2 separate regions of the Homo sapiens genome follow, and region 2 is linked to region 1. A link is a loop called in an ENCODE intact Hi-C map of the cell type or tissue named here. Cell type or tissue: PC-3. All regions are shown on one strand. Links, peaks and the distances in the headings refer to the core of each region. The heading gives the core; the rest is flanking DNA.

The links. Peaks named below come from ENCODE experiments on the same cell type or tissue, not always from the same donor. Only the 100,000 strongest peaks of a DNase experiment are listed, where the experiment ranks them.
Region 2: a loop joins it to region 1, with 24 times the contacts of the local background. A loop is called at or near these places in 3 of 110 quality-filtered maps.

The regions. Positions count from the first base shown.
Region 1 is chr3:111,799,564-111,815,495 of GRCh38, forward strand. It overlaps LOC105374040 (a long non-coding RNA gene), which reads right to left. Exons shown (of 4, transcript XR_924333.4): 3 at 9,621-9,718; 4 at 1-4,885. It also overlaps a transcript of PHLDB2 not described here. Among named protein-coding and RNA genes, the nearest start is that of PHLDB2, 52 kb to the right of the region's middle. In PC-3, for the core only: no CTCF peak of the experiment used is centred there; a DNase peak (open chromatin) is centred at 9,088; H3K27ac peaks cover 1,524 bases.
Region 2 is chr3:111,965,534-111,981,465 of GRCh38, forward strand. It overlaps PHLDB2 (pleckstrin homology like domain family B member 2), which reads left to right. Exons shown (of 18, transcript NM_001134438.2): 14 at 1,080-1,170; 15 at 2,145-2,291; 16 at 4,157-4,376; 17 at 8,199-8,284; 18 at 8,890-10,984. The coding sequence ends at 9,030. It overlaps ABHD10 (abhydrolase domain containing 10, depalmitoylase), which reads left to right and starts at 13,493. Exons shown (of 5, transcript NM_018394.4): 1 at 13,493-13,670. The coding sequence starts at 13,529. RefSeq lists enhancers at 13,135-13,694, 13,553-13,602, 13,613-13,662, 13,683-13,732. In PC-3, for the core only: no CTCF peak of the experiment used is centred there; no DNase peak of the experiment used is centred there.

The sequences.
Region 1 (15,932 bases), core at 6,793-10,792:
AGGAAGGTGAGGGAGAAGAACAAACAAGTAAATGTGAAATTGTCTCAAAGACATCAGGTTGGGTACTGAATTAAGTTTTTCTTAAAATCAAATTATAAAGACTTCCAGCAATTTCACTGCTGGAAATTTATACTGTGAATATCTTCCTATGTGAAGATATCTATTGTGGTTTTCCATAATTTACAGAAACTGAAAACAATGTTATGTATTCATCAGAAAGGACTGCTTTATTTAACTGTGTTCAACACATGTCATAGAGTACTATGCACTCCTGAAAATGAATTAGGGAGATCTATAGATACCAATATGGGAGGAGGTCTAAAAAATATTACTAAGTAAAAGGCAAGGAAAATAACTATATAGAAATATAAATAGAATCCTATTTGTGCAATAACAAGAGTGTATAAATGTACTCCTCATAAAGCATTTCTAGGAGGATACTCGAGAAACTTTTTTTTTGAGACAGAGTCTTACTCTGTTACCCAGGCTTGAGTGTGGTGGCACAATCACGGCTCACTGCAGACTCAACCTCCCTGGGCTCAGGTAATCCTCCCACTTCAACCTTCTGAGTAGCTAGGACTACAGGCATGCACCACCATGCCCACCTAGTTTTTGCAATTTTCTGTAGAGATGGGGTTTTGCCATGTTTCCCCGGCTAGTGTTAAATTCGTGGGCTCAAGTTTCTGCCTGCCTCGGCTTCCCAAAGTGCTGGGATTACAGACGTGAGCCAACATGCCTGGCCAAGAAACTCTTATTGAGCATATCTTTGGAAAATGAGACTGGGAAATTACATGAAAAGAAATTTTTATTTTATACCCTCTGTGCCTTTTGATTATTTTAAAATTATGGAGAGGTATTACTTTTGTATTACTTTTTGTTTATTAAATTCCTATACTATTATGCATATATCATTTTAAAACTATAGTTCTTTTAAGTTAAGTTTACTTGGGCAAATGTCCTAATTTCTTTTCTCACTGTATATCTTTAGTTTCTATATTCCAGTGACTTTGTTGTGGACTATGTGTTTGCCTCAGATTTTCCCATCTCTAATAATGTCATGAACTGGCATTTCTGAACTTTCATTTTTACTATTGGACTCTTTAATCCTGCTTGTTTTAAGAAGCATTTTGCAAGTTACACGTTAACTAAGATGCAGTACCTGATTTAAAGGGGACATACAATGCAATGAGAGAGACAGAAACTATTTTTACTTCATAAAATCCAGTTTTATAAAAAGCTCTGTTAATAACACTGAGGGAGTGTGAGAACACAAAAGAAAGCTTACTAAATTTGGCTGGGGAAAGAATCAAGGAAGATTTCTAAGAAGTTATGCCAATTAAGATAAATCTTGAAAAGATGAATCAGCTGGTACAAGTATAATACATTGCCTTCATAGATCATTTTGCAAGACTTAGAATTAGTGAAATTTAGACATAGAAGAGACCTTAAATAATATTAAATGTAACATTCTCATTTTTAAAATAGAGAAATGTGACTTGTTAAACAACATGAGCTGTGGGGTCAAATTCAATGGCCAATACAGAGTAGACACTTAATAAATATTTGCTCCCTTCAGAACTGGCCACATAAATTACAGGGCCCAGTGGAAAATGAAATACAAGGCCCCTTGTTCAAAAGTTATTAAGAATTTCAAGACAGTCACAACAGAGTGTTAAAACAAGCATAGGCCCCTCTGAGCACAGGGCCACATTGAAATAACCCACAGTCCTGGGGTTCATGAAGCAGGCCTCCCTCCCTCCTCTAATCTAAGTTTCAAGGGGTAAGTAGACACAGAAACTAAACAAGAACTCAGGTCTCCTTTGGATACAAAGACCTCAAAATTTTAAAAGCTCATAAACAATCTGTTCACCCAATATTTTTAACTGAGGTGATATGAAGATCTCATATTTATCTTTATATAATAGTTAATAAATTTGTGCCTTTATTCATTCATGTCACAAATATGAATAAATGTGTCCCAAGAGCCTAGGACAAGGCTGGTTCATAATAAGTATTCAGTGAAGAGTAGGTGAAGGATGGATGACCAGATGAATGAGTGACTAAACAATAAGCTACAATTGAGTATTATTGCCCATAAAAAGAAATAAAATTTTGATACATGTAACACCATGAATGAACCTTGAAAATATTATGCTAAGTGAAAGGAGACAGACACAAGAGATCACATAACATATAATTACATTTATATGAAATGTGTGGAATAGTCAAGTCTATAGAGACAGAACATACATTAGTGGTTGCTGGGGACTGGGAGGAGGGAAGAGTAAGGAGTGACTGCTCATGGATATGGGTGTTTTGTTTTGTTTTGTTTTGTTTTGGAATGATGACAATGTTCTGGAATAAGATAGCAGTGATGGTTGCACAACTTTGTGAATGTAATCACAAATATCATCAAATTCTAGACTTTATAAAGGGTGGATATTATAGTATATGAATTCTATCTCAATTTTTAGAATGTAAAACAATAAATTAACCAGGATAGAAAGATTTAAGTAACTTGCTAAAAATTGATTTGTGTTACTTGTGATGATTATGCATCTAACATCAAAACTTTGGCTCCTAGTTCAGGCTTTCTCCAGTCTATCAAGCTACTGCACAGAAAACTGCAGAGTGCCACCAGCTATCTCTATGGCTCCATGGAGCACTGTGCTTACATACAAGAAACCTCTCTTGTACCAAAGTGTAAACACAGTGGTGGCTGCATTCTGCCTCCAGAGGATCTGGCCTACAGAGTGAAGAATAAAGGGGAGACAGAGCAAGGGGAGAGCACTTTCCAAGAGCTTCCTCATTTTCTCTGTGTTGTCCTAGACACCACCCACTAGCCTTGTATCTCAGGTCTTGGTTGAGAAACCAAAATAACTAATGACACTCCTATGATGCCTTGGCAGCATTCCCTGATAACTTAGAATATTTATTTCCTGTTTTCCCAACTCTCATTTATTTCCATGCTAGCATAGAGCAAGATGACGTGTAACCTCTTGTGAAATGCTTGATATTTGTCCCTTAGAAGAGACATTAGTACTATACATTTAGCAAATAGTAAAATAACAACACTCATAGCTTGTTCTTGTGAGTAATATGTGAAAGTTTTCTAAACTGTATTTTAGTTTTAACTTACATTCGTTACAGCAGAGTGAGGCAAGCATCATGCATTCTCTCTCTTTTAAAGAAAAAGCACTAAAACTTCCATTTTTTCACTTCTAGTTTATGATCCTCTCTTCTTCCTTACCATGAGAATCAATAAGGGTGGGTGGTGTGAACACATGTTTTTTGTCCTGTCAGGAAAAGTTAAAGGTTATGGTCCTGCTCCCAAATGATAGATAATTAATCATCTTTAAAATGGCAACCTGTCACTGGAAAAGGAAAAGCAGAAATATAAAATAAAGCAGATATATGATATCAGGTAGCAACAAGGATGTCACAGATTTAATGAGTATAGGGGATGTTGTACAAAAAGTTTTATACTAATCTCTAGAAACAAAAGAAAAAGCAGAAATGATCTATATGTTCATAGTCTATATGGCCATCTCTCTAATTTTGAAATCAGCAGTCATTCCTTGGTTGGCATCTGCTACTTGGGAGCAGAGGATGGAAGAACACAGCAAACAAAAGTTTCATCGTTAAGCTGTGAAGCAGAGGGAACAGGCAGCTAGCCAAAACTTATGTGGTTCTTCAAATTTCTGATGGGGATCAGAGTGCCTCTCCCTCACTGACAAATATGGAATGGAATGTAAGGTTGCTACTAACAGGGTTCTCTGCAATCCTGAGATTGGTTCTGTTCTAGCCAAAGCTCTTGGATTCCTGTAAACTCCAGTCCAGTTGAAACTTCCCGGGAGAATGTGCCCCCACCACCCCGTGCAGAACTCCTGGACATCTTAGTGACAGCCCCACCCCCACCACTAGTCTTCCCAGAATTCGAGCTGTGAGAACACATCAATTCCTGACTCAGGCATTTGAGTCAATTTTCAGTGAACTCAGGATAGTAGAATGGAACACCATCTCACCCACCAGCAATCCCTGGCTAGCACATGAGTGGGAGGAAATCATGGGCTTTGAAATCAAACAAACTCAGGTTCTTACATTCACTAATTACACTCAGAAACTGTGTATTCTTTGTAGAATTTGAAAGTGTTAACCTCATTGAGCGTTACTTCCCTCAGCTATAAAAAATGGATATAACAATTTTTTTCTCTGATGTTGCTTTAAAACAAAGTGAGATAAAGAATGAAAATTTCCAATTTACAAATATTTCTTAACAAAGCGTAGATTTGTTCCTTTCTATTCCAAAGCTAATGACTTCAGGTGAAATGGTATCTTGAGAGTGGGGGGCATTCTGAGGAATCAGTCTCAGACCAAATTCATGTAATCAGTTGAAAACGTCCTGTTTGATTAGTCCCTTTAAACTCTTTATGTGCCTTTCCTGTCCTCTAATTCAGTTTCTAAACTTTTGTTCAGTATCACATCCCTAAAGAAGCCTTTTTAGACATTTTTTCTGATCGTCCTCTCCTCCATGAGATTTAATGCCACAGAGACACCATTATGTTGTTTGTGAACTGTATATAGGTATATCTGTGCTTTATACATTAAAATAGTAAGAAAATGTTAAACCCCCCAAGAACCAATTTTCACCCTTTGGTGGACAATATTGTTCCTATTGAGAACACATGGTCTATAAACAAACAAAAAGTTAGAAGAATCTTTGAAGAGATAATCTTTTAAAGCCTGTGAAAGAAGACATTATTGAATTCTTCTGAAGAACAGAGTCTTCCCTTCATCATCTCTTAACTATTAGAGGTAGAAAACTTTGGCGAAGTTTTAACAATTTCTTGATTTCCTATGTTTAGCCAATGATGTTCAGGTCAACCTGTTAGAAATAAAGAAAGAAGCCTCAGATGCAAAAAAGTAAATGATGATGCTAGGCCCCAACCTACTGATGTATTGTTTTCTACGCAGAGTATAAGATATACTATCTGCAGCATAAGTACAGTAATAATGGAGCTAAACCTCAAAAAATTAGTCCCACATCACTTGACTAATAGGTTTCTACTTTACTCCATGTGGATGTCCAGATTTTGCCCAATTAAACTTTCATTTCTTATTTAAAATTACAGCTAATACTTACCATTGAAATTTTGGGGGGAAAACTTTGCTAAACTGCAGTGTTTATTTGACTTTTTAAATAACTGTGATGCTGAACAGTAAGAATTAATTTGCACACAGGGCTTCTAAAAAGTGGGCCACTTCTTATTTTGAGAAAAACTTCAAAATTATGTAATAAATTTCACTGAGAAATAAAATATTGACATAAATAACAATAGAACAATATCAAGTTTTTGGTAAAATAAAAAGTTATTCATGTGAAAAATAAAATAATAGAACAATACTAGGTGCTGGGGAGGATGTGGAGCAACCAGAAGTCTTATACACTGCTAGCAAGAATGTAGAATTTGAAAGTGTCAACCTCAGTCACTTTGGAGAACAGTTTGACAATTTCTTAACACGTTAAACATACGTGTGCCTTGTTACCCAACAAGTCTACTCCTAGATATAGGAATTTACCCAAGAGAGATGAAACATAAGTCCACAAAAGACTTGTACATAAATGTTTATAGCAGCTTTGTTCATTATAGCCAAGAACAAATTATGATATATCCATACAAGCTAATACTACTCAACAATAAAAAAAATTACTGGGGCCGGGCGCTGTGGCTCAAGCCTGTAATCCCAGCACTTTGGGAGGCTGAGGCGGGCAGATCACGAGGTCAGGAGCTCGAGACCATCCTGGCTAACATGGTGAAACCCCGTCTTTACTAAAAATACAAAAAAATTAGCTGGGCATGGTGGCGCATGCCTGTAGTCCCAGCTACTCGGGAGGCTGAGGCAGGAGAATGGCACGAACCTGGGAGGCGGAGCTTGCAGTGAGCCGAGATTGCGCCGCTGCACTCCAGCCTGGGCGACAGAGCAACACTCCGTCTCAAAAAAAAAGAAAAAAAATTACTGGATAAATGCAACAACATGGATGGGTCTCATAAACAGCAAGCTTAGTGAAAGAAGCCAGACACAAAAGTATACATACTGTCTGATTCCATTTTTATGGAATGCTAGTAAAGACAAATCTAATCTATAGTGACAGAAAGCAGGTCAGTGGTGCCTGGGGCCAGGGGTGGTGAGTGGGAGTGTTGACTGGGAAGGACACAGGGAAATTTTGGGATGATGGAAATGTTTATATCTTGATTGTGATGGTGGTTGCATAGATGTATGCAAAAAAAAAAAAAAGAAGAAGAAAAAAGAAAAGATACAAGAAGTCAAGAAAGAAGCCAGTCACAGAAGACTACATTTTGTATTATATAAAATTCCATTTATATGAAATTTCTAGAAAAGGCAAAACAATAGAGACAGAGAATTGGTCAAGAGTTATCAATTGGATACTTAAATGGGTACATAAAAAAACAGGTCAAAATGTTGTTAAAGATTCAACAATTCAAGTTATCTGCTGTGAAAATGCCATAAAGAGTTAGTATCTCTAGAATCATTATAGCAGTCATCTTCTAGTGCAAGTCCCAGTACCATTTTTAACAGCCTTATTGAGGAATAATTTGCATATCATAAAATTCTCCCATTGTAAGTGTACAATTATAGAATTTTTGATGACTATATATGATTATGCAACCAGCACCACAGTCCAGTTTAAAACATACCCATCACACCAGAAAGTTCCCTCACACCTGTGGCAGTCAATCCCCTCTCCCACCCCAGCCAACCACCGAACCAATTCTCTGTCTCTATAGTTTTGCCTTTTCTAGAAATTTCATATAAATGGAATTTTATATAATACAAAATGTAGTCTTCTGTGACTGGCTTCTTTCTTGCCTTCTTGAATCTTTTCTTTTTTTTTCTTCTTTTTTTTTTCTTTTTTTTGAGACGGAGTCTCACTCTGTCACCCAGGCTGGAGTGCAGTGGCTCAATCTTGGCTCACTGCAACCTCTGCTTCCCGGGTTCAAGCAATTCTCGTGCCTTCAGCCTCTCAAGTAACTGGGACTATAGGCACGAGCCAGCACACCTGGCTAATTTTTGTATTTTTAGTAGAGACAGGGTTTCACCACACTGGCCAGGCTGGTCTTGAACTCCTGACCTCAGGTGATCCGCCTGCCTCGGCCTCCCAGAGTGCTGGGATTACAGGCATGAGCCACTGCACCTAGCCCTTCTTTTTTTTTTTAATAACTTTTTTTTTGAAATGGGGTTTCACTGTGTTGTCCAGGCTGGTCTTGAACTTCTTCCTAGGCTCAAGCACCCTTCCTGCCTTGGCCTCCTAAAGTGCTGGGATTACAAGCATAAGCCACCATGCCCAGCCCCTTTTTGTTTTCTTAAGATGAAGAAGTTCTAGTTATGGGACTTGTAAGAGACATTAGTTGCAGGTCCAGAGCACACATTTGCCGATTCTCAGTCCAGGACTTAGCTGTGACACCATGCTATTGTCAGGATACAGTATACTAGATACAGGATACTAGAATAGGAAAAAAATAAACCTGGTTTAGGGGATCAGAATGGCTATTTCTAGCCATCCAACTCAACTTATCTGAGATTCAATTTTCCCTTATATACAATGAGGATAATAATGTCTAATGCATAGCTCTGTTGTGAGGAATAAATTAAGTGTACAGAGTACCAAACATAGAGACAGGCAAACATTAGGAATTTAATAAATGATAATTGCTGACTAGAAAATCACTTAAAGTACAAATGTTCATCTTGAGACAAAGAACATAAAGAGGGAAAGTCATAAATGTTGGAAACTGAAGATTAGGGTTTAAACATTGACTTATTTAAATCTCAAAAGAAGCATGAATCCCTGCCAGGCATAGTGGCACACACCTGTAATCCCAGCAACTCTGGGAAGCCAAGTTGGGAGGATTGCTTGGGGCCAGGAGTTTGCCCAGGAGGCCTGGGCCACATAGGAAGACCCCATCTCTACAAAAAAATAAAAATTTAAAAAAAATAGCCAGGCGCGTGATTTTTTTAATTTACACGCCTGTAGTCCTGTAGTCCCACTTGTAGTCCTGACTACTCAGGAAGCTGAGGCTGAAGGATTGCTCAAGCCTAGGAATTCAAGGCTGCAGTGAGCTATGATGGACCCACTGCACTACAGCCTGGGCGACAGAGTGAGACCCTGTCTCAAAAAAGGAGAAGAAGAAGGAGAAGGAGAAGAGAATAAGGAGAAGGAAGAGGAATAGGAAGAGGAGGAGAATGAATCTCACAGATTTAAGACAGTGCCAGCTAAATTGGGAATTATTTGCTAAATGTAGTTAACTGAACATTGCTTTATTTCTTTGATAAGAGGACCATTTTATAAATAAGCTGGGTGTTTTTTTTTTTTTTTTTTGCCTAATTTTATGAGTGACTCAATAGTTCTCAGGCCTGGCTGCACATTAGAGTCACCTGGGGAGTGTTAAAAATTACCAATGCCTGGGACCCAGCCCAGAAATTCTGATTTCATCGGTCTGGAAAGGGGCTGGGGCATTGGTGATTTTAAAGTTTCTCCTGGCAATATTAATGTAAAACCATTGTAAAGAACTCACAGCAGCATTAACAGTTTGATTCTCTGGGTCTTAGGGAATGTGTTCAAAATTGTGGGGTGAACTGTCTTTAGAGTATGCCACTCTGACATCTTAGAAAGAGACAAACCACAGAGACTAGCTGTACCCACCCAGATGTTCTATCCACAGATGATCTTTTCTTATTTTTCTACATGGTGTTGTATGTTTGTGCAATCAAACATAAGGGCTTTGCATGAATGACATTAGCTATGTCTGCTCGGAAAAAGGAGGTTGCCCTTCACCTCCACATCCTGTGCTGCCACTTTTCTTTTGAGTCCTCGGTCAGAGCTGGGTGTTTAAACATATATTCTGGGTTTTTTTTTTTTTCATCTTTTATTTTGGATTCAGAGGGTACACATGCAGGTTTGTTACATGGGTATACTGCGTGGTGCTGGGGTCTGGGACATGGATGATCCTGTCACTCAGGTAGTGCAGAAAGAGTAAACATGTATTCTTAAGCAATACATGTATATCTCATGAGTCACAGCTTCAAGAAGACAAATACAATCTGCATGGACTGGTGCTCTAATTAAAAACTCTAAAGACTCAGGAGGCCTGGATAAGTCTCCTGCCCTCTTTGGTCTTCAAATATTTAATTTGTACAATTAATGGATTTCCTTTTATAACCCTAAGGTATTTTCCAGTTACTATGATTCACTGGTTGTAATTCTCATAACTAATATAATAAAGAGCAAATTCTTTATATAGCATCCATTTAGAACTCTACTACTAGTACTAAACAATTCCTAAAATAAGGGTTTATATCTCTGTTAAAGTCATTAGTACATACACATAAATAATATCTTGGTCTTTGACTAGTATATTTATTTACCAAGAAATGCAATGGCTTAATCTATACTTTCCAGAAGGAACTGACTGCTGTCATCGAGGAGGAATAGTCACATAAATAAATTATTGTTCTTCACACATAGTACTCACAAAACCTTAGTTAATTGATTATTCAATTATGATATTGTGAAACTGTAACATGACATTAATCATTACCTGGTGAAATGATCATGGGCCTTTGTGTGATGCTGCGGCTTCCTGGGAAACTCACTAATGTATTCACATAAACCAGATGTGCCAGAAGAAAGCTCTTGCTGTGGAATTGATGGAGAGTTTGTTTAAAGAAAGGAAAACAACTCTAAATAGTAAAATAAATATTTTCTTCTGCCTTTGGGTGACCTTATGCTCAACCTCTTCCCTTATGAGAATGCTGTCTCCAAGCCTGTGGTTCTATGGCATGTCAGTAATCTGAAAAGTCTATCTGAAGTCCAGCAGTGGGCCACTGCCCAGCCTCACAAGCCTGATTTCCTCTTCTTTTCTCCACAAACACCCACATACTTATTAGCTCCCTCAGTTCTTAAAATGGATTCTTTTTATCTAATGCCAACTTATCACTGTATATCAGGTCTTTGACCCTGAAATATCTTTAGTAAGTTTGCTTTTCTTTGTTGCTAAGGCAAAGCCTGGCAGATTTACCTATCATCAAGAAGCTCTGATTTGTGGTGGTGCTAAGTTTGGAAGAAATATGAATCAATGAAATAACTTACCTGAAGTAAGAGTCACTTTAAATTAAGTTTATCAGCCCAGTCACTTGTAAAGGTTTGAAGACAATAGTCATGATGTAATAAAAGAGTATGCAAACTCAAGAGTTTAGATACACCTCAAGCATATAATAGAGTAACAAATTTCAGTTATGCAAGATGAAGACGTTCTAGAGTTCTGTTGTACAACCTATAGTTAGGAATTCTCCCTCCTCAGCCTCCCAAGTAGCTGGGACTACAGGCATGCATCACTGCACCCAGGTAATTTTTTAAAACTTTTTTGTGGAGATGAGCTCTCATTATGTTGTCCAGGCTGGTTTAAGAGCGTTAGTGCATCATGTTATGGTTAACAATCCTAAGGAAACACCAGTAGGGCATCACTCTAACACTGCCATGGAGCTATCTGAAAGAAGCTAGAGGCTATTAAGCCAAATGCAAGGTGACACACACAGAGGCCATACACACTAACCACAACCTGAGAGCACCTGAGATAGGAAATATGTGTTCCAGGAAGGGGCCTATCTGGGACCATATTACCGTGTGTTTTCATGTCCATTTCTGAAACTAGGCCTACTCTGCATGACTATCTTAATCTCCTCAGGCTGCCATAACAAATACTATAGACTGGGCGGCTTAAACAACAGAAGTTTATTTCTCACAATTCTGGAAGCTGGAAAGTTCAAGCTCAGGGTGCCAGCATGCTCAATTTCCGGTGGGAGCCCTCTTCCTGGCTTGCAGACAGCCCCCACTTTGTTGTGTGCTCACATGATCTTTCCTTGGTGCATGTATGTGAAGAGAGGGCTCTGTCTGTCGTCTCCTTTTAAGACCACTAATCCTATCAGATTAGGACCCCATTCTTATGACCTCATTTAACCTTAATTACCTCCTAAAAGTTCTCTTTAAATACAGTCATATTGAGGGTTAGGGCTTCAACATATAAATTTTCCAAGGACGCTATTCCGTCCATAGCAATGATATAGCAACCCACACAGACTATCCCTAAATGTAGAAATCAGTGTTACTCTTCAAAGCAACACATTTTTAAAAATATGTCTTCCAAATGCCTTATTTTTGACAACGGAATCCTTTGTCCAAAATAAATTTTACAAAGATCCTCAGTATATAATATAATAAATAAATACACTGGACAGTAAGTTTGGGAAATGTGTTTGATCTGTGTAGGGATGTACAGTTGTATCTGCACTAAACTAGCTCTGCAAGAGGATACAGAAGAGATTTCAAAGAGCTGTCATCCTAGGTAAATGGCCCAGATACATGCTCCATGAACCCCCTCAGGGAAACATCTTTGCTATTAAACAGGATAATCTGTAAGCAGAGCCAAAAAGGACTTTGGATGCAAGAAGAGACCAGGGGATGTCTCATCCTGAGTCATCAGGATATTTCTCAGGAGGATTTAAGTAACTGGTCTTACAGTTAAAGCCTCCTATAAAAATGTACTCCATTTAGCATTTAACTAATAAAACCAAGTACCTACAAAACTAGAAGCTTTATCCCATTAAGGAACCTTTCAGGACTTGGTGTTTGCATGAAACAGAAAGTAATCATTGCTATAGGAGAGTCCAAGTCTCTTCATGAAATCATTTTAAAAAATGTATTCTACTGTGGTCAGGAGAACTCTTGCATTATGCATATTTTGCTACCAATTAGTCTTGGTGAAGAAATGGCCCAGTTTTCTCACTGGCAAATTAAAGGGTAGATTAGGCCAGTGAGTGTCAAGCTTTAATGTACAAAAGAAATCGTTAGGCAGTTTATTTATTATTAATAATATGCAGGTTTTTAACCTGTAGGCCCCACAAAAATTTTGATTCACTTGCTCTGTGACAAGATTCAGGAATCTTAATTATTTACTGGCACCCTATTGATTGTGATACAGGTAATCAATAGATTCCTCACTACACACACACATACACACACACGAAAAAATGAAATGATGATCTTTAAACTCTTTCTGTCTTTCAGATACTATAATTCTGTTTTTAAGGTTCATATAAGCAAAGCAGGATATTAGGCCTACATTCCTGACCTATCTGCCAAAGAATTATTAAAAACAAACATCTTTTGCTCACTCTAAGCACACTGGATGATGCCATTATGATAAAGTCCAGGAGAGAGAAAGAGATGAAATCATGATGTCTAAACTATATTCATTTTTGTGACCTTCATCCTATATAAGCTGCTTTCCACCTTAACTGTGCATGTTCAAAACATTGCCCCAAGGTGAGAGAAAATTGCTTGGAATGTTCCTTCATCAACATCTGCTCTCTTTCTTCTGGCCCTGCTATCAACCCCGTCTCTGTGAAATCTCAGAACCTGAATTCCAGTATTTAGATTAAAGAAAAGGGGCTTCTCTGCTGTCTCTTATCTCTGATTCCATTTCCAAGGCCATTAATATATTTCAGGCAGACAGATTTTTGTTTTACAGACTATTTCTTTTTCTAGGATGTTCCCAGTCATTTAGAACATCATCCATATATCCAGGCCATCTTTCTGTGATCACCATTTGTTTTCAGTTGATACAAATGGAGTTTAAGACAGTTTCCTTGAAGGCAGGAATGCTGTGTGTGAATTGTGACTCTATGAAAAGTTACAGTGAACACAAAAGCTAACACTTTGTAAGAACAGTACTCTGCAAGGGGAAATGGAGAGGACAGTATAAACATATGATGTCTGAATTAGCAAATGAAACATAAGTTTATGTGATGATCCAATGGAAGGACCAGGTAACTGAATGTTTTCATGGAGTTTCTCAACTTTGGAAGGAATCAGTGAATGAGGAGGAATTAATGACCTCATTGGGAGATTTTCAGCTGGCTTCTTCTACACTATGAGACCATCTCCAGGCTTAGGATGAGTTTGCTTAGTATGATCATCCTAGGACAGTCCCTTTGCTGCCTGGTTTTATCCCAACTGTTCAAAGCAGCTTCATTAAGATTTTTTCCCTGAGAGAACTCAGATTGGAGCTTCATCAAATACCACTAGCCTTTGACTTTCTGCAGAGAAAGTTAATGAATATAGCTTGGAGCCAGACAAATTAATTTTTTACATTTTCTGTTTATTTTTAACTCTTGTTTCAAAAGGGTAGAGAGAGTGGAGACATAACAATCAAGCTTTTACAGCCAAAATCCAGGGGTGAGGTCATGTGGTCCTAGAAAGGAAGTGTGGGGAAAACATTACAAACATTGGCAGGATGCTTCCCCCATAGCATTATCACATTGCTTTGTGACTGGTATTTAATAGCTATCCTTTCTCAGACTAGAAGCTCCGCTAAAGAAGAGACCAAGGCTTCAATAATCAAAATCTAGCAGAGTGCTTTAGCACATAATGGTAGTTTGTAGCATGTTTAACTTAAAAGACTCCAGCTGAATGGACACTTCCCATTCAAGTATAAAAAAACTGTAGGAGGAGTTGGGCAGATGTTAGTAAAAGGATACAAAGTTTCAGCTTGGGGAAACAAGTTCAAGAGAGCTGTTGTATAATGTGATTACTATAGTTAATAACAATGTATTGTACTTTTGTATACTACATATGACATTTTTATTTGTCCATTAAAATAAATAAATAAATAAATCCATGTACAATATATTTTGGAGGCTTAGATATTTTTTTTAAAAGGGAAAGGATATTTTTAGTATATTTAGTTTCCCCCTCTTTTGGTCTTTAGTTAATCCTTAACATGTAAAATAATTGACAGGTGAAATTTTTGTGGCTTAAGGCTAAAGCAAACCTACCAGCCTTTGGGCTTTTATGACAAATTTTCCCTCCTATCAGAATAAATGTAATAGTAAATGTTATAACTGAAAGTCTAAAACAGCGTGTTACACAACATTCAAAATTATACAAATCTTTGGAATTCTTAGTGGAAAAATGACTAAAAGGAAAGGAAAATGGAAGAGTGCCAAAAATTGCTAATAATTATAAACCAATTGGAAAAACTACAAAGTATATTTAAGGCTGCAATCTGGTTCAGACTTTCTCTTCTTTGCCACCAGTTCTTGAGCTGAGTGAAGAAGTAATGTATTTGGATGCATACAATTCATTGTGTGATATTTAGGCCACTTAATTAGAGCAAACACATAGTTTTATCAAAAAACTGGGGATGCTTTTGTGAGTGAAAAGGGGCACTAAAGAAGGCCTGTTTCAAACAACCCAAGATATGTGGTTGCTGTGCTCTTCATCCACTTAAGGGGCTTCTTTTTATTCTATGTCATTTGTTCAAAATGCTCAATATTTGCTAAGAGGGAGATCTTAATTCAACTCCCACAGTGTGCCAGGTAGAGGTGAACATAAGTCTCCTTCAAATACCCAATTGCAGCTGAGCTGTAAGGACATGGTCCAAAACAGTGTATTCCAAAACGTGGGATACACCACTGTGATAGTTAATACTGAGTGGATTGAAGGATACAAAGTACTGATCTTGGGTGTGTCTGTGAGGGTGTTGCCAAAAGAGATTAACATTTGAGTCAGGCTAGGGAAGGCAGACCCACCCTTGATCTGGGTGGGCACAATCTAATCAGCTGCCAGTGCAGCTAGAATATAAGCAGGAAAAAAAAATGTGAAAAAGAAAGACTAACAGCCTCCCAGCCTACATCTTTCTCCCATGCTGGTTGCTTGCTGCTCTTGAACATCAGACTCCAGGTTCTTCAGTTTTGGGACTCGGACTGGCTCTCCTTGCTCCTGAACTTGAAGACAGCCTATTGTGAGACTTTGTGATCATGTAAGTTAATACTTAATAAACTCTCCTTTATATATGAGCAGTTCTTAAAATAAGATTGGAAAACAGATTTTCTTATTGTACCCCATGATGTTAAGTTTTCTACATAGATGTCTGCATGGTTCATGTAGTGTTATTAACAGAATACCTGAAATGAAGTATTTATTTAAAAAAAAAAAAAAAGCAGAGAGGTGGGGGTTGGCTTATGATTCTAGTGGCTGGAAAATTTGAGACTGGGCATTTGCATCTGGTGAGGGCTTCAGGCTGTCCTCATGGCAGAAAGCAAAATGGGGAGCTTACAAGCACAAAGAGAGGGAAACCCGAGGAACATCCTGGCTTTATAACAACCCACTCTCTCAGAAACAAATCCATTTTTGAGAGAACTAGTCCAGTCTTACAAAAGTGATAATATGGTTTGGCTGTGTCCCCACCCAAATCTCATCTTGAATTATAACTTCCACAGTTCCCACGTAGTGTGGGAGGAACCTGGTGGGAGGTGATTGAATTATGGGTGCGGGTGTTTCCTGCGCTGTTCTTGTGATAGTGAATGAGTCTCACGAGAGCTGGTGGTTTTAAAAATGGGAGTTTCTATGCACAAGCTCTCTCTTTGCCTGCTGCCATCCATGTAAGATATGACGTGCTCCTCCTTGCCTTTCACCTTCCACCATGATTGTGAGGCCTCCCCATCCATGTGGAACTGTAAGTCCAATAAACCACTTTCTTTGGTAAATTGCCCAGTCTCAGGTATGTCTTTGTCAGCAGCATGAAAATGGACTAATACAGTATATTGGTACCAGTAGAGTGGGGCACTGCTGAGAAGATACCCAGAAATATGGAAGTGAGTTTGGAATTGGGTAACAGGCAGAAGTGGAACAGTTTGGAGGGCTCAGAATAAGACAGGAAAATGTGGGAAAGTTTGGAACTCCCTAGAGACTTACTGAATGACTTTGACAAAGTGCTGATAATGATATGGATAATAAAGTCCAGGCTGAGGTGGTCTCAGATGAAGATGAGGAATTTGTTGGAAACTAGAGC
Region 2 (15,932 bases), core at 4,248-8,247, 160 kb after region 1:
ATGAATTTTTAATGAATTTATTTTTATATGAATGTGTCTAACAAACATGTATCCCTACTCTATGCCAGGTTCTATGCTACAGGGATACAGGCACGAAAGTCTGTCTGTATGTCCTCAAGAGAGTCTAGTAAAGAAGGCAGGTACTTAAATGAGTACAAAAGTACACATGCATTACAAATAGCATATGGTTTCCATAGCTGAAACAGCAAAGTAAATAAGTTTTGACCTAGGTTATAGTCTCTCTTTTCCAGAACAGTCAAATAGAATGTAAGCGGTGGAAAATAAAATTTCCTGTTTTGTGTTAAACATTTTCAAGTTTTCACTTTGTCTGTTAGTTACCCTGACTGTTCTTGCACCTTTCACTCCCTTTGGTTTCATCTTTCACTTGAGTGATGTCTTTTCCATCATTTCTTTTGAAGCTCTTAAATCTCTTTATACAGTTTTCTCATTGGTATCATGAGGGGGTACTCTTCACAAAACTGGCCACTATCCATCCATTGCACCTATAGGAGAAGTCATGTTTTAATTGGCATCATGATTTAATAAATAAAGTGTCCACACATATAAAGGGACAACAAAAAGTAGCTCATAATACATATTCCACAACTGAATAAAGTGACTCCAAACATTAGGTGTCATTTATATAGAACGTTGGTGATAGTCTTGTTGGTCTGATATCTTTAAGTCATTAAACTAATGGGAAGGACTCTCATGGGTCATTATTTTTAGACTTTGGAGGAAGCATTTAGAAGTCACACTTTGTAAGATTTGGTTTTGGTTTATTTACCTATGAGTAAAGCATTAGCATTATTTTGCTTGCCTATATTTTGTCTTCTAAACTGAGGTAAGTCAGTGTCACCTACAATTCTCAGAGTTGAATTGATTTGCCTCTTCGGTCCAATGACTCGTAAGTAACATTCTTTAAATTATATATGCTTGGATTTTGTTATGCACCTCCCTTGACCCCATGTGTGTGTGTGTGTGTGTGTCTGGGGTGTGTGTGTGTGTGTGTGTGTATGTATTAGAGAGACTTCTCAGTCTAAACCAATATTCTCAAAAGGCTTTGGTGTTTCATTCAGTGCCAGCACTTCAAATATTGCTAGAATAGAAGAAATGGAGAGACTTTTGAAGCAGGCTCATGCAGAAAAGACGCGGCTGCTCGAATCCAGGGTAAGCTTCATATTTTCATGCCGGAGGTCTGTGATACCGTGGTGCAGGAGCCCTGCGCTTGGCATCAGACAATACTCCTCCTTAAGGAGCCGTGTGTTCCTGGAATAAATCACTCAACCTTTCTCAGTCTCATTTTCTTATCTGAAAAATAAAGGTGTTAGATGATTTCTAAGGCTCTCTACTGCAGTGGATTTTCCATAACTTGAAATATATATATAGTATTGACATAGACCGAAATGAACACTTTGTGTTTTTTTGTGTGTGTTTTTTTTTTGTTTTTTGTTTTTGTTTTTTGTCTTTTGATGGCTGTTTTGTGTTCCTGCCAAGGAGCAGGGAGGAATGTCATGTCTTTATGCATTATTTCTTCCTTCCCAGCTTGTGCTAACTGCACTATTTTAATATTTAAAATCCCACGTTTTTATGACTGTATTTCAAGTCAGAATCTGACTTCCTTAGGAATCCCCCAAAATGCCTTTGCATCCTGCCCTGAAGGGCACCTCCTTTCCTTTTCTAACTTCCCCACGTGCTTCCTCTGTGACCTTCAGCCAGGAAACTACAGAGCAACAACAGGAATTAGAGGGACCATGGCCTTCAGTTAGAAGACAGTAGTCAAAAGACAGGCTAAATCACGTGATAAGTGCTAAAGTACAGTTTGTGAGGCTTTTTATTTAAAATGGGAGAGTTGCTGGTTGATATGAAATGATGAAATGACTGAATATATTAACAAGCTGGATTTTCACTGAAGACCACAATTTAATTGTTAATTAAATTTAGTGGTTGCATTTCTGCAGATGATGATTTTGGAAGCTATACCAGGCATGGTTATGAGTTGTTTTCTTGTAGGTTATGTATTATAAGAGACTAGTCTACAAACCAAGATTTGTCTAGTAAGAATTGTCTTTTTTATATTGATTGGAACCATTCAAGTATAACCAGTATGTTTTAAAATAATCATTGTTATGCATAATGTTTAGGAACGGGAAATGGAAGCCAAAAAACGAGCCCTGGAAGAAGAAAAACGACGCCGGGAAATCCTGGAAAAACGATTACAGGAAGAAACTAGCCAGAGGCAGAAGTTAATAGAAAAGGAAGTAAAAATAAGGGAGAGACAAAGGGCACAGGTTGGTCGGTCAATCTGAATGCATATGGGCAGGTTGCCCCCTGGTGGCAGTTCCTAGAAGACAGCTGTTCTGTGTCTGAGGATGCTTTCCTGGGCACTGAGCATTAGCACTTGACATGTAAGGGTTAAGAGAAGAGTGTGCATTCCTGTGCAAAAAAAAAAAAAAAAAAAAAAAATGTGAGTTCATTTCAAAACTCTTAGGGAACCACCAACCAAATGACACTTTTCTTTAGTCATGCATGGAACGTTTTGCCAGGAGCAGCACTTTTTCTTCCACCCATTCCTTGGAGTACATTTTAAAAAGAGAATCTTTTTTGAGCAGCTTTTAAAAATGCACCTGGATTTGCTGCTGAAAACAAATACAACATTTGAACTGAAACCTTTGCTTGGGGAATGGAAGAGGTCCTACTAAGCCATCTTTTACAAGCAAACAGTCTAGAGCAGTGTAATTTTTCACCAAGTCCAGTGTCTTTGTCATGGTGGTAGTGTTTTGTCTTTTTTCTGAGCACTGTATTGTCACATGTGTTCCCTTTGCTACAGTAGTCCTCAACACCTGTGCACAAGCTTGTTGTATTCAAGCAAAGTTTGGAGAAACCACACATTTTATTTAATGTCTTATCTTGGTCATCATAGAATTTGAATCTCTGTTCTTGTCACTATAGCTGCTTACATAATATGTTTTCTGAGCAACTAACATAAAGTTTTGTTAAGTACTATGTAATTTAAAGCTGAACTCTATTTTATCAAGATTCACTAGACTCAAAGGCAAAAGATACCATTACTTTTATTCTTTGTGGTTGCTGGCCATTTGATAGTATAGCAGTTAGAGACTATCTTTAAGACTTTGTATGCTTTGAGGTATCAGTAAGCCTGCAGCATCTGTTACAACCAAAGTACCACATAATCAAACGTTAAGTATTGAAGGAAAAGTAGAAAGTAAAATTTGTTTATTTTATTTCATCATGCCCAACGCTCTGCCAAATTTTGACTTGCAGTGAAAGTCATCCATGCGTGTTTACTATCTGAAGCCAAACCAAAAAGCACAATTCTATTTTAATCCTGATTATAAGTGTTGCCTCCAAGTATATAATTAGGTCATTTCCCCGAGGCAAAGAGGTGGGGTTATTTAACAGCATAAAATAAGACACCATTTTAGAACTATCACCCATGGTGATATATGCTTCCTAGATTGGACGGGCTTTCATACCAGCCATCAGTAACATAAAAGACATCTAAATACATCCCTTTGGCATCTGGTCCTGGACAGTTCATTACATTAGGTCCAGTTTTGATTCCACTTCTGTCTTTATGTTAGCTTTACTTTTCAAAATATAAATCTCTGCCTTCAATTTCTATCGGAATATATGTAAACTGACAAGTACAGCTTTGTGGGATCCTGTGGGGGCCGTACTTACTAAATAGTGTTCAATCAATCATGTCATGCTTGAGATTACTTGAGAATGATTGTTAAGCTGTGGCAGGGACAACTTCTGGAAACTTAACAGTGGAGCAGTCCTCATCTGCAAGGAGCAGCCCAGAAAACTTCATGCTTCATTACAAGAGCAAAGTACATCTTTTAAACTAAGATAAATGACCATTTTTCATTTTCTCAACTGCCCATCTTAAGGAATAGAATAAATTGTCCTGAGTTTATCTGCCTCTCCCCTACATATTACAGCATCTTTCTGAAAATACTATCCACTTTTTAGACTCCAAATCATAAGTGCTTTGTTTATCTTAAGCTCTTTTAATCATATAGGCATTTTAAAGCTTAGGTTTTACAGTTAATTTCTGCTTCTAAACATCTGTGACCTAAAACAAAACAAATAATTAGCTATAGATGCAATGGGTTTTGCACTTTTCCAGGCTCGTCCTTTGACACGCTACCTGCCTGTCCGGAAGGAAGACTTTGATTTGCGGAGCCATGTAGAGACTGCTGGCCACAATATTGACACCTGTTACCATGTATCAATCACAGAGAAGACCTGCCGAGGATTCCTCATCAAAATGGGTGGGAAAATTAAAACGTGGAAAAAACGTTGGTTTGTTTTTGATCGGAACAAGCGAACATTCTCTTATTATGCAGGTGGGTGATAAAAACAATTTAAGCCATATACTCAAATCAAGAACCCCCTGTTAAAGAGCAAAGGCAATTGAAATTCAGTGTAAATAGGTAGGTTGATACATAACAGAATTAATGGCAATATTAGATTTGTAGGTGTACATTATTTTATATTTAGATTATATAGTCCATATGATATGAATTTCCTTTCTAGAAATAATAAACTTTATATGTTACTTTAAAAAGTGGGAAGTGGTCTATGTTACTTCTGAAGTAAACTCAGGTCCCAATAAATATTAAGTAAAATTTATTCTTTAGATCAAAATATTTCCTTTTATTTGTTTTTCTGTTTTAATCCATTCTTTATTTAGGTAACAAATTGTTTATGTTCACTGTATTTTATGAAACATCACAATATCATACTAGAAATACTATCATTATAGGGTGGGATCAGAAAAAATATTGCCTTTCAAACCACCACACCAGAAAAAAAAGGGGGTGGGGAGAGGTTTGTGATTGATTGATTGTCATACGTCCCATTTAAGTCACACACAATTAGGCAGCCGTAGCTGAAAATCATTCAACTATAGTTCATAAACTAGAATGATCTTTTAAGCACAGAGAGTAAAGCTCATTGGTAAACTAGTGATCAGTACTATTTATTAAGTGACTGAAATATTTTTGGATTCTTAAATGTTGGCTGACAAGAAACATACCCTACCAAATCTTATATAAGTGCAGGAATATTAGTGTAACTGGCATACTTATTAAGAACCTCTTATTTCCTCTTGGATCACATACGAAACATGTCTATTTTTAGTACAAGTATAGCTCTACTTTCTTTGCAGCTGCTAAAAAAGAGTGGTGTCATACCAGATATTATGAAAAAAACCCTGTTTTGGGGTGACTGTCAGTATTTATGAGCATCACCAGGAATAGTAAAATGTATCGATGCAATAAAATATAAATAACAGTCTAGTCATTTAATCAATCCAGTGAGGTCAGGTTATGTTTATAAGGAGAAGTGTGAGAAACCAAGCAGCCTGTGGAAGAAAGGAAAGAGTGGCTCAGGAGCCCCAGAAAATGGGTGAGGAGCTGGTAGGGGAATGCCTGCCTTTCACCGAGGAGCTCTTTGGGTGAGGTTCCAGTTACTGGAGAAATTAGTGGCCTGAAGCCGATGGCCTGCCGGTCCTAGGTCCCCTGCTTTGCCTCTCTAAGGCTTTTTGTCATTGAGTTTTATAAACATCCAGAGCAGCTTTCTTCAGTTAATACAATTTGATGTCTGCACACTGCATAAACAAAACTGTATGATGTGGTATTGTCTTCAGAAAACCTCACCCAGAATTTTCCAAAAATACAACTTTAAAGAACTTCACACAAAACTGCTTCACTCTTCTTCTGTGCTCCTGTTCTCTGTGAGCCTTATTTCATTCTCTCATCTATCGGCCAGGTGAGTGGTTTCATGACCTGGCCAACTGCTTCAAACCTAAGCTCCAAGCTTCAGACCCATGTAAATGTGTCTTTGCAAACCAAAACTTCTGGTGACTGATTTCAATTTTAAAAAAATACCAAAACCTTCTTGGTATATGAAAAATTACCCAGAACCCTAATTTAAAAAAACAGACAAAAATTACATTTCATTTGCTTTTTAATATGTATTTATGATATAACTGGCTGGTGAGACCTAGTTGGACAAACGCTGCTCGTTCGGTTCTGTTTACGGCCATCACCTATCAGCTTTGTCCACTCCTACCCCCACCCCTGCTTCTCATACACAACAAGCACAGGAATAGACCAGTCCGCAGGCAGTCATCCAGATCGCAATTTACGCTGTACTTAACCCTACAGGAGTCATGTCCCTTCTGTCTGTCAGTGAGGGAAATGGCCGTGTACTTGTGAAGGAGCTGCAAATGTGAACACTGAGTGGCAAAGTCCCAGGACTCTGTGTTATTCATGGCCCTGGCCTTTGTCCTTGGCCTCCTGCATATTAACTGGGATCTTTAGGAGAGTCTCTAAAGAAAACCGAGGCCTAGAAAATATGTCTGCAAATTGATGGCATAATACTGAGAGAGACAGAATGTGCAGCGTTATCTCATCAATTTACAATAGCATCATTGCTTCTCTTCGCTCATAATGTGGCTGTGAGGCTTATATTTTTCAGAGTTCTTTCTCATATATGAAGTGCCCTGCAAACCAAAGTTTCCTTCTGCTTGCTTGAAACACTGGCAAGATTTGCTTTTATCTCCAGATTTTATTTTACATTTGCTTTCAGAAAACAAAGTATTATTGTATTCTCATGAATTACTGCAATATCATTTCCAGCAAATGTTTGAGAGATACATTGACCTTGTCTTTCGCAGAAACTGACTGAAACTTAACTGAACATGGTATCAGTTAAAACAGTGTTTCACAAGGAAGAGGAAAAACAAAGAAAAAAATATCGTCAATGGGCAAATAGGTTAGGATATTCTGGATTAAATGCAATTAAATAGTTTTACTCTCTGCTGAACTTTTCAGGGCCATTATTTTTTAGACTAGCTTTTTGTAGTTAAAAAGGGACATTCACCTAGTAAAAAATTCAAAATATAACAAAAATTTGTATGATGAAAGTAAGTCTCTTTATCATTACAAAAGTTCTGATCTCTCGTTTTTAAGCCTTAAATATTTCATATTTTCTCTATTCACTTCTATATATGTTTCAGTATGTATATATTTTCTTTTTTCCTCTTATACATTTGGGACTAAATTATTCATTCTATTCGTACCCTATTTCATATAATAGTATTTCAAGGGTTTTTTCCTTAGGAGCAGATACAGATCTACCTCCATCATTTCAGTAACTTTGTAGATTTCATTGTATGACTGGTCTATAATTGAATCAGTCTCCTATTAAAGCTCAAGCAGATCTTTTGCAACCTTGTGCCACAACAAACACAAATCCATGTACATTTATTTGCACACACACGAGATCTTATACAGTAAGTGGAATTGCTTAGTAAGAGGATTTTTGTGTTTTTAATTGTGTTTGTTTTACCTACTGTCTTCCAAAAGAGGCTGTCTTATTTGCACTTCCACTACTAGGGTATGATAGAGTCTCTTTCCCTGCCTCCTCATTCATGCTTTTAAAATTCTTTAATATGCTGACACGCACTGTGATCCTTGCAGAGTTTAAGTTACAAAATATTTCAAGAACTTAGTAGATCACAGAGTGGTGCTATATGTTTGAGTCATGTTTTGGTTGTTTTTGTTTTGCTTTGTTTTTATGGTAAATGTGATGAAATCTTTGAAAACAGTTTGGAAATTGTTGCATTGAAAGGACAATAAATTATTTGCTTGTAGCTCTGTTGAAAACGGGGGAAAAATCACGCACCCTGAATAAGAAATTTGATAGGAAATAAATATGGGTAGAAAATTATTTTAAATAACAAGTCAAAAAACACTTTGTAAAAATTTTATTACAACAGATCTACATATTAATATTTTCATTACAAAGACGGTCTTGGAAAATGTGGAGAAATCATTTGTATTGGTGCTGTTAGAGTTTACACTTTCCATGCTAACCTGAAAGTCAGTATGTTGGGTTATCTTTTGACTGCTAATCTGCTGGAGAGCCTTAGGCAAAGTCATCTCGTTCTTCGGTTTGCAGCTAGTAATTTTATGGCTTTTCTTTTTTTATTTTTCCAGTATAGATAGAAGGGGCCTCATGCACTAGCCCAAGTTCTCTGAATTAATCTTAGATAAATTAAATACTTTGTAAATATTTTAATGATTATAATTGTAATAAAATTATTATTTTTTCTGTTCCTCAGTGGCGATAAAGTATTTAACACTTATCTGTCTTTGCAGACAAGCATGAAACTAAATTGAAAGGAGTAATATACTTTCAAGCCATTGAAGAAGTCTATTATGATCACCTCAAGAATGCTAATAAGGTAAACATCAGTTTTCTAAATTCCTACAATTTGAATGCATAATTAAGAAGGGAAAAATATTTTTGGAGTCTAAGAAGTTTGAAATTGATGTTCTGATGTAACAGATAGATATGATCAGAATGGTGCTGGAAAAGTAAACATGAAGTAAGTGGGATGGCCGTTCTCTTTGAGGAAAAAAAATATCATAGCAAATTGAGGAAATATTCTGGACATAATGGTTTGGGAAACCCTGCGAAACGACTCTGCCAGGGTTCTAAAAAGAAGCTACCATATAGTTAAGAGGGGGATCGTGAGCAAGTCCTAGTAGGGCTAAGAATAACAGCTACTATTTATTAAACTCCTACTCTCAGCTAGGTACCCTGCTAGAGCTTTACAAACTAGCTGCTGAAATAATTTATGAGTTCTGTCTGAGATTTCCTGTTCAGAAAAATGGTCAATCCTGAAAAAGGCTCTGGGACAGGTGTGTGAGTTATAGTAGAGCAAAAGTAACGCCTTTGTAAATTTAATAAATTGAAAATTTTGAAGAAGTCATCACATGTCTGTGTTATTTAATGTTGTATTTTAAGATGTTTATTTTACATTCTTTTTCCTTTTTTGAATTTTAGAGTCCTAATCCGTTACTCACCTTTAGCGTCAAGACTCATGACAGAATCTATTATATGGTAGCCCCATCGCCAGAAGCCATGCGGATCTGGATGGATGTTATAGTTACGGGGGCAGAAGGTTACACTCACTTCTTGTTGTAGTGAACTGAGGCAACAGTCCACTTCAGGGCAGACGGCAATAATCTCTTACAAGAATGAAGCCATATTCAACCCCAGATGAGAAAACCCAACAGATCCATCCCTTGAGCTGTAAACACTCAGAACTCCTTTCATATCAAGACAAGTTATTTGTAAAAAATAAAGAAGGGGTTTTAATACAAACCTTCATAATAAATAGCAAAATAATTGAAGCTTCCATGAGAAAGAAAACACTATTTTGATAAATTGGATCACTTATAGGAACATTTCTAATAAACTGTTTTTAATCAGTTGTCGGATTTGGTGAAATAAACTAAACAGGTTACAGAATATCTGTATGTACTTGGAAATACAGAATAACTTTATCACCCAAATCACTGGCATTGACATTATTGGTAATCAACTGGCTTTTTTTAAAAAAGGTAGCATTTTGTTGACAGTTATTTTGTAAACATAAGCAAATAAGGGCTTGGAGGGAAATACATTTTAGGAGGAGTTTTGCCTTAATTTTTTAAGTACTGCACCAAAACCAAAGAGCTGACCTGACTTCTGTGGAACAGTAGTAACTGCAAGTGATGAACTGCATTTCGTATTGTTCTGTATATTTCAAAATGGTATTTTGATGCCATCAAATGCCCAGGAAATTGACTTTGCAGTGTCACCACTGGTGTAAGCTACTATATATGTATATATATATGTAGTAAACCACTTTTTGTAAAAGAAGAAAGAGCAAAAAGCTGTGTGTTTTAGAAAAAAAAGCCAGGTTACGCAACAGGCATTCTGTCATGTTGAACAATTTTAAATAAAGAGAATATCTGGTGTTAGGAGCTTGTTTTGCTGAAGATTTCTCCATTCCTGGTGCTGAGAATAAAGGCAACCAGTAGCCAATGTCCTTTAGATTGTCTGATTTCTTTTTGTTGTGGAGCACACCTGCTAACTGCTCCCTCAACATAACTATGAAATCATAGCTCTGTTTTCACCAAAGAACAGACCAATTAACATACTTATTTGCAGAAGTGGTGTAGTTCTATAAAACGGCAAATGAAGTTCAACTTAATATTCTCTATAATGTATTATTTTATTTTATTTTTTACAATTAGCCTTTTTTTTAGTTAATTTTTGTCAAATGAAACGACTTCAGGCAAGTCTCTTTTATAATGGTTTTTCAAGTGCCATTTATTCTAGTTTATCATGTTTTGCATGTTTGAAAGTATGAATGTGCTCTTTCCTAAAACATGGCAAATGAATAGATGTAGAGAATAACAATATTACTTACAAGATGAAATGATTAGATTAGAAGTGTCCCTTTATTAAACTTTGTCAGCCTGACTGGGTACAATTCTTTTGTTAATTTGCAGTGTGGTTTGTATACACGTATACGTGTTATCAATAATAAGATTTTGCAACTGGATGACACAAGATTTTACTTGAACAGTGAAGGACAAAAATCATGATTGTGGAAGATATTTTTAAAATCTGATTTTGCAGCGATCACTTTTAAACCCTGTAGTGATGTAAGACTAAAATATAATTGCTAAGATTTTGTTGGTTAATGTAAAGATATGACTTTTCTGCACTGTACTCTCTTCATAGGATTGTAAAGGTGTTCTAATCCAATTGCATGATGTAGTAAGCCTCTTAAATATGTGTGTTAAATATATTGAGTTTGGATTAAAATGTTGACATGATTTCACATTTGAAAATAAACTCATCTCTTATTTTGAAGTTACCTATCTGTAGTATGATGGAGGATGAATTAATCGCAAATGACAGTTGTAGAAACTATGTAAAGTTTGTTGTGTGCTAACATTATGATTTGTAGTGTATAAACTGAAGTATTCCAATAGAAGTATCTCTGGTTACATCCTATTGCTTACAAAATGAAATGAACCCTGAAAAACTCTGACATCATATTGTTGTCTGTTTACACAGATACATTTATTGCTGGGGATTGCAAGGAGTGTGTTTACTTATCCTTATCTTACACGAAAAAAAAATCATGTAAATGTGATATAAAGCTTTATTTGGTGGGGCATCTCATTTGTCCCCCTGAACTAAGGCAGCAGATTTCAGAGAGAGAAGCTTCCCTCAGCAGTATGTCCCTTTGCCCCCTTTATATATTGATGAAGTCAACATTGACAATAGGTACCCAGAGTGGAAACAAATTTGTCTACTTCAAGCTCATCACTGTCCGTAAAAGCATCTGTACTTGCTACTGGCCATAATTTTTTCTAATTTGTTAGACAACAAGAGTGAATACAGAAAACAATCCATGGGTTTCTCTGCTTTTCTGTGCAGTGATTTTCCCACTATGACCAGTCAGATTTTTCATCTTACTGCAAGTAAAATGCAAGAAGACTTGCAAAAATAAAGGGGAAGAAAAGGGAGAGAAGTGATTGAGAATATTTGCAATTATCCAAAACATGCAGAGAGAAGTGTTTGTTAAGATATAAGGGATGGGCCAGGTGCGGTGGCTCACACCTGTAATTCCAGCACTTTGGGAAGCCAAGGGGGGTGGATCACCTGCAGTCAGGAGTTCGAGACCAGCCTGGCCAACATGGTGAAACCCCATCTCTACTAAAAATACAAAAATTAACCAGGCATGGTGGTCGGTGCCTGTAATCCCAGCTATTCAGGAGGCTGAAGCAGGAGAATCGCTTGAACCCAGGAGGTGGAGGTTGCAGTGAGCTGAGATCGCCCCATTGCACTCCAGGCTGGGTGACAAGAGCGAGACTCAGTCTAAAACATACACACACACACACACAAAAACCCAAAAAAGAAATATAAGGGATGATGAAATGACATGCATCAGGCATCACCTTAGTGATTTAGTCCCTTAGAGTCTACAACAGGTCTAATGGAGAACGGGCAACATAGCTCAGCATCTTTTGGAGTATGTCCTGAAATCAAGTTGCTGTCCTTAACTATATGTCCTTAGTAGAGAGAGGCATCCCACCTCTCAAGAAAGAGATCTATTCAGTCTTTATTTATCTAACTGTTCCAGACTGTTCCAACAGTCCAGGTTCTCACGACTCCAAAGACATGCTGGATTCACTATATCCAAACTTTGCCTTTAATTCTGGTACCAATTACTGCCCCCCAAATTTATAACCAGGATAATAAAAGTTACTTTACTATCTTATATATACTCAAAGTATTACACAAGCCACCATAACTTTTAAATAGGAAACTACTACGTAAAACTCCATGGTTGATGCTTGAGGCCCCCAGGAATTAGTTTGAAAGGTATTTAGAGCTGGAGTCCGGAAACCCTTGTACTACAATTTATTCAACTATTTTTCTATTGTTAGCCATTCCCATTTTTTTCCTTCTCTTTGCCTCTAAAAACGGTGTAGTAGATAATATGCAGTCTTAAGAACTAGTGTTGTTTTTCTATAGGATAATCACAAATTGGTGCCACTGCGTTAAAAGGCACTGGAATGGATGCATATTTTAAAATTGTAATAGATGTGGCCATATTACTTCACAACAAATTTTAGTAATTCACCTTCCTAGCAATCATACATAAGTGCTAGTGTCTAGCATCCTTGCCAATTATTTTTCTTTTTTGCCAACTGAATGGGGGGAAAAAGGCATTATTTTTTTAATTCCAGTTTTTCATTTAGTGAGTTTGAGCATCATGTTTCCTTATATGGGCTGCCTATTTATAGCTGTTGGCCAATTTTATTTGAATTATATTTCTTATTTATAGGAGCAGGCTGAGTAGAAGTATTAATGTATCTATGCTACAAAATCCATTTTTCTAAGCTCTTAACTTGAGGTGTCTTTTGCCATTCAAAAAGTTTAAATTCGTATACAAATATATTTTTTATTTATGATGTTGGGGTTTTGAAATCTTGGTTAAGAAAGTCCCTTCTGTCCCCGGATTATATAATATTCTCCTAAAATTTATTTAATCCTCTCAGTTGTATTCTTCCGTTGAAATCTTTTTTTACTGAAATTTATTTTCGCATATAGCACGAGGAGGGGGCCAAGATAATTCAGTATTTCGTTAATCAGGCATATAGATCTAGAGCGGGGAATGTCCGATACCATTCCAGGTTATACAGGCGAGATTAATGTCAGATCTTGGGAGCATTTCCAGTACAGGTTAAAACTGTCACGCGGTCGGCGGGATTGCAGGTGATGCAGCAAGCCTGGTGTCCTCGACAGGAGACGTTTCCCATCTAGGACCGTTGGATAGGGTTCCTTTCTGAGCTTCCAGCTCTGTAGTATCTATCAGCCCGCTGATAGGGCAGCCTCCCGACGCCACTCAAAACATCTTAAAGGCCCCAAGCCAAACCCCGCTACTAGTAGAACCAACAGTCTAAACGAAAGAGCCACGACGCTCTGCGCATGTGCGCTCTTCGCAAGCTGAAAATCTTGCGGGGAGCTCTTTAGCAAGTTCCGCCTTCCAGCCTGAAGCGCATGCGCAGCCTCGGTTCCGTTGCGTAGCGTGTCCCTCAGTGGGACACTGCAGGGTGCGGGGACAACTACGAAGATGGCGGTTGCGCGCTTGGCAGCTGTGGCGGCCTGGGTACCTTGTCGGAGCTGGGGCTGGGCAGCCGTCCCCTTCGGTCCCCACCGTGGCCTCAGCGTGCTGCTTGCACGGATACCTCAGCGGGCGCCACGGTGGCTCCCAGGTCAGTGTCCGAAAGGCGGGAGTAGGATGCGTTCTTTCGAACGCCTCGGGTTCCGTCAGTTACCGTGCCTGTGCAGTGCGTCTTTGGCGCCCGGTTCAAAAATGCTCCTCCCCCTTTCTCAACACCCCAGTTCTAGGCGCTTTGTAGACTTCTGGTGAAGGCTGTGAGGAGAGCTCTGCCGCGGCCCTGCGGCATTCTGGGCACCCCGGGCCCTCGCTGGCGTTTTACACTGTGCAGTTTAAAGAGCTCCTGCTCCTTACCTGCCTCCCCTGCATTAAAGGCCAACACTAGAAAAAATTAAAATGTGCATTTAATGCATTATTATTAGTTACTTCTAGGAATTTGTAGATTGTGACTCCTAAAATGCTTAGACTGACTCTCCTTTGAGTTTAGGGAACCTAACAATGCGAGGCATGTTCTTTGTAAAAGTGTAGACGCCCTCATAAGCCTAATTTCTAGTTCTGCTTTCTTGCTGCACCCACTCAGTGAAAGAACCATAATCATTATTGCACAAAGGAAACTAGAATTTGGGCTAAAAATCAGAGAACCTCTTATATGTATATATAGTCTTTGAATTAGATCCTTTTATTTTTTTGGCTTTGTGTGTGGTTCACACCATTGCCACGTAGCTGTCAGATGATGCATGGTGCTTGGAGTGGTAATTAATGTCACGGCAGAGATCTTTTGTATGGAGATTTTTGTATCCAGTTTTTAAACTTTTATAATCAGATTAACTTGCATTTAATTGTGCGCAACCAAAAGGCATGTTACACATGCAAATACTCCTAGTAAAATGTAGTATGTCAATTCATTAACCAGAGTATAATATTATTTCATCTAGTTAGCACTTATTCATTGAGCACTTATGCACCAGGCTTTGAATTAATCCTTATGTTCAAAGATGATTTATGAATATAATTATATGAATCTGTCTACTTAGAACTTACATTAAATAAATTATAATCATCTCGGGGAAATTATGTTTTAAGAGGTGATTTCTGGAAGAGGATAGTGAGAATTTTTTTTAGTGCTCAGCTGAGTAGATGGGAAATGAACATGAGTGGATCAGCATAACTGGTCCTTACCAAAAGTTTTAAATTTGGCATATTTCTCTATACTTTGAAACAAGCTTTTATGTAAAAAGGATAACTTTAAGGCCTTCAGTTACATCTTTAAAAAATCAACTTCTTAATTACAAAATGGGGAAAACTTTAGCAGCACACATGGATTCTCTTCTCAAGACTGAGAAGTTTTCAAAGTGGAGGACGGCTTCATTTAATATAAAAAAAGAAAATGTATTAGTCCAAAGACTCTAAGGAAGTACACAAAACTAGTGTCTTTGGAAAGAAGAGGTGGGATTATAAATGACTCTTTTAAAAAAATATCTACTTGTTTCTTAAGAGCAAGTATAGATTTTATAATGGGGGAAAATTTGAAAAAGATGAAGTAGGATAATCTTATGAAGTTCACCAATTGTACTGTTGTACTTAAATTACACTAAAATCTCTGTGTACCATTTACAGAAAGCCAAACCAACAAAACGCAAAGTGATTGCATAGGTCTATAAGAAATCTCTTTCCAAAAACGATACTATCATATGTTGTTTTTAAAGAAACTGCTCATTGAACCCACCTCAGCTGACAATAAAATTATGAGTTGTTACCATGGCTCATGATTTCTTGGTTGAGGTAGGCGGATGGGTGGGCGGGTGGATGGGAGTCAGTAATAAAAAGGGCACAGCACGTCCTCCTTTGAAACAATTTTGCAAGGGCAGACCAAACCTGTTTCTTCCCTGACCCCCAAGAAAGTAGGGGATGAAAGGCCAGGCATGGTGGCTCACACCTGTAATTTCAGCAATGGGAGGCCAAGGTGGGAGGGTCACTTGAGCCTGGGAGTTTGAGACCAGTCTGGGCAACATAGTGAGACCCTGTCTCCACAAAAAATACAAAAATTAACCAGGTGTGGTGGTACATGCGTGTAGTGCAGCTACTGGGGAGGCTGAGGTGGGACGATGGCTTGAGCCTGAGGAGTCGAGGAAGTCCAGGCTGCCGTAAGCTAGGATTGCACCACTGCACTCTAGCCTGAGTGACAAGGTGAGACCCTGTCTCAAAAAAAAAAAAAAAAAAAAAAGAAAGAAAATAAGGGATGTGAAACTTGTCAAACAAAAAATAAATTTAAAAACAAAGCCAAAAATCTCACAAGAGAGGGCTGAAACTATTGCGGGTAAATCTGAATGTTGATTGATACTGTTTAGAATACATG